2 separate regions of the Homo sapiens genome follow, and region 1 is linked to region 2. Evidence: chromatin loops called from intact Hi-C (ENCODE). Cell type or tissue: mammary epithelial cell. All regions are shown on one strand. Links, peaks and the distances in the headings refer to the core of each region. The heading gives the core; the rest is flanking DNA.

The links. A loop is a pair of places that touch in the nucleus more often than their neighbours do. Peaks named below come from ENCODE experiments on the same cell type or tissue, not always from the same donor. Only the 100,000 strongest peaks of a DNase experiment are listed, where the experiment ranks them.
Region 1: a loop joins it to region 2, with 13 times the contacts of the local background. A loop is called at or near these places in 19 of 110 quality-filtered maps.

The regions. Positions count from the first base shown.
Region 1 is chr2:149,713,540-149,717,009 of GRCh38, reverse strand. All of the region lies in intron 1 of MMADHC-DT (MMADHC divergent transcript), which reads right to left. Among named protein-coding and RNA genes, the nearest start is that of MMADHC, 130 kb to the right of the region's middle. In mammary epithelial cell, for the core only: a CTCF peak has its summit at 1,618; no DNase peak of the experiment used is centred there.
Region 2 is chr2:149,595,912-149,599,381 of GRCh38, reverse strand. All of the region lies in intron 1 of MMADHC-DT (MMADHC divergent transcript), which reads right to left. Among named protein-coding and RNA genes, the nearest start is that of MMADHC, 9.9 kb to the right of the region's middle. In mammary epithelial cell, for the core only: a CTCF peak has its summit at 1,660 (motif pointing left); a DNase peak (open chromatin) is centred at 1,581; H3K27ac peaks cover 550 bases.

The DNA.
Region 1 (3,470 bases), core at 573-3,072, 120 kb before region 2:
TCTGTTACAGCCTGGCTGCGCAAGTTTCTAGGTTGCTCTATAAACAGGCTTCAGATGAATACAAAGTCGGCCAATGAAATAATTCCTGTTATACAAGGTCCCTCTGCAAGGAAATCCTGAATTAGCTTCCCACCAGGTCCTCTAAGTTGGCTAAATGCTTCAGATTCTTTGAATGCTGTAGCCTTATGACTCCTTCCATTGTGGCACCATTCGGGTAACTGACATTCTCCTGCCTCGCTGCCCTACTAACATTTTTGTTTGATTTCTACAGTGAATCAAAAAGGTGAGGAGGGGGGAATCACCTCCGAGGTTCTGTCAGGTAAAAGCCACATATGTGTCTATGTAAGGGAAAACTAAAGGATTTGTAAATAGTTTTATTTAACAACCAGCTGTCTTTACCACACTTTTCCAAATCTTTGATCAGGGCAGGCAGCCAGTAGCAAAATTTGATAGTTTATTATTCAGTAGTGAAAAAGCAGCTCCATTTCTAAGCCTTTTTAACAGTAAGTGACATTTTTATTTCCAGAATCCTTTCTTTGGCACCCACTGGCTTTGTTTAAGTTTCTTGAGTTTTCTTTAACTGAATGATCAGCCCCTTCATGAACTTCTACTTTGCATGTTCTTCACTAAGTGACAGAAAACCTTACTTTCAAAGACCAGACTATTTCCTATTACACACTCATATGACAAAAAGCAATACAAATAGTGACAGTGATGATAATAATGACAGAAGCTAGTGCTTACACTTCCTCAGACCAGACATTCTTACATATGTCACTTAATAATCAGCAGTCTGTTGCTGTTGTTGGTATCAAGCTCTTTTCATGGATGAGAATGCAGAGGTAAACTATGTTGTCTAAGGTCACATGCTAACAAATGGAAGAAGTGGAACTTGAACCCAAGCAGCCTGGCTATAGAGTTCAGTCCAAAGCTCTTAGTCAACTACTCTGCACCCATTCAGCTGTTCACTATTTCCAGAGGCTAAACATGGATCATCACAGTTCCAATGAGGAATATTACTCTCAGCGCAGGCAGACCTTTCAAATGTCCTATTTTGTTCTTAGAGTAAATCGTGTTAACAATGTGGTTACTGGAAAGAGCATTGGATCCCAAAATTAAAAACACCAAAGGTCTGGTTTCACTGTCTTGTGACCTTGGAAAATCACTTATATACACACAAAAAAAGTTAAAGTCAGAAAAATCAGGGGCACAGTTGTGGAGTGAACGTAGACGCCTGCATCAGAGATCTGTTACTGCACATAAGCCCCATGCAAATCACCTAAGATCTGTGTGGCAGAGGGAAAAATCTGCCCCCCACCCCCGAATATATGCCCACAATCCTCATCACTGGAACCTGTGGATGTGACCTTGTGTGAAAAAAGGGTCTTTGCAGATGCAATGAAGGATCTCAAGATGAGGAGATCATTCTAGGTTATCTGAGTAGGCTATAAATCTAAAAGCAAGTGTTGTTATAACACACAAGGAGAGACACGCAGACAAGAGGAGGAGGCAATGTGACCATGGAGGAGGAGGCTGGAGTGAGACACAAGCCAAGGAAGGCTGACAGCCACCAGAAACTGGAAGAAACAAAGAATGCAATCTCCCTTGGAGCCTCTGGAGGGAGCACAGCCCTGCCAACACTCTAAACTTCAGACTTCTGGGCTCCCAAACTGTGAGAGAATAAATTCCTGTTATTTTAAGCCACCTGGTTTGTGGTAAATTGTTACAGCAGCCACAGCAAACTAATATAACGGGCATTGTAAAAAATGACCTGACCATCAAAGGGTTGGCAGGGGCCACATGCAGTTTACTCTAACATCCACATAAGTTTGAATATGCCCATTTTACAAGAAAGAAAATGAACTCTTAGAGAATGTATCCCTCCAGTTTACTTCAGAAGGGGAATATGAAAAATCAAATTAGATAATACAAAACAGATCTTTGAAATTGTGAAATTCTATGTCATAAAAGCTATGATGATGATGATGATGAAGACGATGATTACAATCATGATGATTTTTATGATACAGGATGGGGAAAAGCATGCTTTCATGGATCAAATATTAGATGCAATAGACAGAAAAATTACTGAACAATTATTTCTAGTTTCCAAAAAATACAATATCATACAAATAATAAAATATAATTAAATCTTTTCGATGATTCAGAAGAGTGAGTCAGTTCCTCAGTTTGCATTATGAGTATTAATTATTATTGCCTTGGCAAAGCAATTTAAAGAACTTTCCTCTTTTTAAAAAATTTTAATTTCTATTTTTGTTCTTTAAGTTTCGGGGTACATGTGCAGGATGTGCATGTTTGTTACATAGGTAAATGTGCGCCATGGTGGTTTGCTGCACCTAACGACCTATCACCTAGGTGTTCAGCCCAGTATGCGTTAGCTCTTTTCCCTAATGTTCTCCTCCCTTGCCCTTCCCTGACAGGCCCCAGTGAGTGTTGTTCCCCTCCCTGTGTCCAAGTGTTCTCATTGATCAGCTCCCACTTATAAGTGAAAACACGTGGTGTTTGATTTTCTGTTCCTGCATTCGTTTGCTGAGGATAATGGCTTCCAGCTCCATCCATGTCCCTGCAAAGGACATGATCTCATTCCTTTTTATGGCTGCATAGTATTCCATGGTGTATATATACCACATTTTCTTTATCCAGTCTATCATTGATGGGCATTTGGGTTGATTCCATGTCTTTGCTATTGTGAATAGTGCTGCAATGAATATTCACGTACATGTACCTTTATAATAGAATGGTTTATATTCTTTTGGGTATATACCCAATAATGAGATTGCTGGGTCAAATGGTACTTCTGGTTCTAAATCTTTGAGAAATTGCCACACTGGTTGAGAACTAATTTACATTCCCACCAACAGTGTAAAAGTGTTCTTATTTCTCTGTAAGCTCAACAGCATCTGTTGTTTCTTGACTTTTTAATAATCACCATTATGACTGGCATGAGACGGTATCTCATTGTGGTTTTCATTTGCATTTCTCTAATGATCAGTGATGTTGAGCTTTTTTTCATGTTTGTTGGCTGCATGTATGACATTTTTTGAGAAGTATCTGTTCATATCCTTTGCCCACTTTTTAATGGGGTTGTTTCTTTTCTTGTAAATTTGCTTAAGTTCCTTGTAGATTCTGGATATTAGACCTTAGATGGATAGATAGCAAAATTTTTCTCTCAATTCTGTAGGTTATCTATTTGCTCTAATGATAGTTTTGTTTGCTCTACAGAAGCTTAAAGAGCTTTTCATTAGGACTCGAAACTATTTATGGAGTGCCTACAATGTGTCAAGTATAGAACCACTGCATCCATTAGCATTACCTGACACAAATCAACTTTCAGTTTTCTTTTAAGGCTCTCAATATGTGATCAAAAAAAGGAGGAACCCAAATGGGCAATGCCTTTTCTGACAGCACTGATATTATTCCCTAATCTAACCAAAGAGTCCACTTTTCAA
Region 2 (3,470 bases), core at 572-3,071:
TTCAGGACCAGGAGGAACAATGAGGACTGTATTAGCCTAGAGAAGTTGTCATGGAAGGTATAAGACTTGAGCTAGCTCTTGCAAAGGTATATGCTAATGACTACCAGAATTGTCACACCAAATGTCACAATCTAATATTATCAAAGATCTAGTACTTCAGCAGAGTAATTTAAATCAATTCCTCAGATCTCTCAACATTTATTAAATACCTATTATGTTTTAGCCTCCGCAATCAAAGAGATAAACAAAAAATGGCTATCTATTGAAAATGTATATATGATACTCAGCATATTACTAGATGTCACTGGGGTACAGCCCCCACTTTTGAAAAGCTTGTAATCTAGTTGGTCATGTGTGTGTGTGTGTGCATGTGTGTGTATATGTACACGTGTGCAAACTAATTAAAAAGCAACTAAGACTAGGTTATAATCATGAGCTACACTGAGCAATGCTCTATGATTCAGGAAAGCAGATTTCTGTGAATTACCCAGATAGCTTCATGGAGGAGATGGCTTGGAGCTGATATTGAAAAAGCAGCCACATTTATATAAGTAAAGGAAGCAGGAAGAATTTACCAGCTGGTGATAACAAGATGAGAAGGACTTAGGTAGGGATAAGCATAGTTGGTGTGACTAAGAGTGAATAATATTAAAAGATAGCTGAAAATAAAGTCACACATGTAAAGGGGGCAAGAGGGACACAAATTGGACATTAAAATTAACTCAAATCCCAGATTGTTGTTGAGAATATAGGCTTGATAATTTTCATCCTCAAACGCTAACTAAATCTTTCTGTTTTACTTATGCAGGAGAAAGGGCAGAAATATAAGACAGAGTGCAGAGAATACTAAAAATAATAGAAAAAAATAAGGTTTCAAAGACCATCTGATATGTAAGTAATTTCCTTGGAATTCAGAAATATCAATAAAATTTAAAACAGAGAATGTTACCTGATCCAAGATTTTATTTTTAAGCCCAAATCTTCTGTAAGCAATTAACAAACAGGCATCACTGATCCCACTAAACATCATCAAACCATATAGAAAATGCGAACTTTATATCAAAGAGCAGCATGAATACTGACATCCCCATGGGCTGGTGACGTGCCTGCACTGCTCAAATGACAGGGCACTGGGCCTTCCATGCGTCCAGGGGATATTCCCACTGTAATGTGTCAGCAGATTTGCAAATGTTCTCGGTGACAGCAGCACACAGTCCAGGAATATATCCTTACCCCTGTGCTCAGCTCAGATCGCCTCAGTGCAACGTCGCTCTGCCCTGCGGGGTCCCTCTAATGGCCCCAACTGCCAATGAAACACCTTCATCATCTCTGTATCTAAAATTGGACGAAGGTATCAAGTTTGGCTGCCTGATGAGACTAATTAAGTACTTTGCAGAGATGTGAAGAAGTAATCAGTCCTAGCCAGTGAGAAAAGAAAAAGAAAATATGAAGGAAACCCCTAGAGGTGACTCTGACACAGTTCCTGTCTCTATTGATGATTCATAAGATCACAGCTGAAAGAACCTCTACCATAAATCGAGGACCTGTGTTAACAGCAGGAAACGAAACATCATCTCACAACTCTTCCCCCACTAATTCAGCACATCAACCCCGCATCCTAAAATCGTTACATTGCTGTATACTGACACCTAGTGTCCAGAGTTAGGTGAGCCCAAAGGCAACATTTTTTTCGGTCAAACTGTGGGACATGGCTCTCTCCCGCATCAGGTTTCCTGGTGTGATTCCTCCCTCTGCTTCAGGGCATCCACGTGAAAGTGTCATTAAGAATTTACTTTAGTACAGTTAAACTCCCATTTTGTGGCCTACCCTCCTCAAGTACTTTGAAACTGCAAAGTGTTCCCCAGGACGACCCTGCTTTCTGCTGAGCACACAGCGAACTCCCACCTTTCCTTCTTCTTCCTCTCCTTCAGTATCAGGATGTGGTCTTTCTTTATATAAAGTCTATATATTTTAATAGCATTATTTGCTATACCAAATATAATTGGAAAGAGAAAGCTGTACCAGAAATGCCTCAGAATTGTTCATAATAGCAACATGTAAGTGGCTTTCGAATTATTTCATTTTGGAGAGTCACCTCTTCCCTCCTTCTACTCCCACAACCACACAGTGAGACAGAGAAAGAGATGTTAATGAATAATCAAAAGTCAACAGAATAACAGCACAAAAAAAAATCAAAAATAATCCCAAGGAGTAAGTACTTAAGTGACTCTATTTTATTCTAAGCACTCTTTAGAGATAAGCCAGAGCCGTTTCTAGACAGGAAGTGTAAAAATTTTTGAAGACGTGAGCTTTCAGATAGCAATAATTTCTCTCAAGACCATTTTTAGATCTACATTACTGTCTTTGAGTCAGACTTTTTCCATACAGGCAAAATAGAAGATGTAAGCAATTAGATGAGATTGGTGAGTAGAAGATGCATGAATGTAGATAGCATTTGGTCTTGGAGTTAGATTTTCCAGTTTGCTGTGCAATACATGGGACATAGTCATACTAAAAAATTATTCATTGTCATCTCGGCCTTAGCACCATTTTCTTGAAAACCTCTGTGCCATAAGAGCCAAGTGGAGGAAGAAGCGAATGCACAGGTTGAAGCGCAAAAGAAGAAAGATGAGTCAGATGTCCAAGTAAACCACTAGCTTCTTGTACCATGGAGGCCACAGGAGCAGAAACATGGAATGCTAGACGCTGGAGATGCTGGTACAAGTTGTAGGACTGCATGCTACTGTCCAGAGCTTATCTCATGATCTAGAACTTCATCGCCCTCTGATCGCCAATCACCTCTAAGACCCATGTTGCTCATAACCAAAACTGCCCATTTTGGTCCTTTGCCCTAGACCTGTGACATTCTGGACTATTTATGTGTTTACTTGTGGCCGAGTGTAACAACCATACAATAAATCATCTCTTCCGCTGTCTTAGCTGAAGAATTAAAAAGAAATCATTGTTTACATGAAATCAAACTTTATATCAAACTTACCTGGCTGTCCAGTATTTTATCAGGCAACGCTATTTGGGGTGGGGAAAAAAAAAATACCTAACTAGGAAAAGTAACTAGGCTCCTAGTGAAACCTGAGTCATTTTTATGGAAATGGGTGCTATAGTGGGGTTCCAAAGATCAAATATAAAAGTGAAAGCCCAATGCCATAAGCATTCAAGTACTACCTTGCATTTATTTAATGCTTCATAATTGGTAGAGCATTTCATATTTATTATATTATCTGGATCCTCCTCTTGACAACCCTTATGTGGGTATTTTTATGCACACTAAAAGACTCAGAGATGTTAAGGAATTGTCATTGTAATCTGCACGAGGCTATAAGGAAAAGACAGAATTCGAATCCAAGTCTCCCAGTATGGTGCAGTGTCTACAAATACAGAAAAAGTTCCTTTGAATACTGCACAAGACTTTTAATCCCTGAGCTACACATGAAAATTAAGTACCTGAAAAA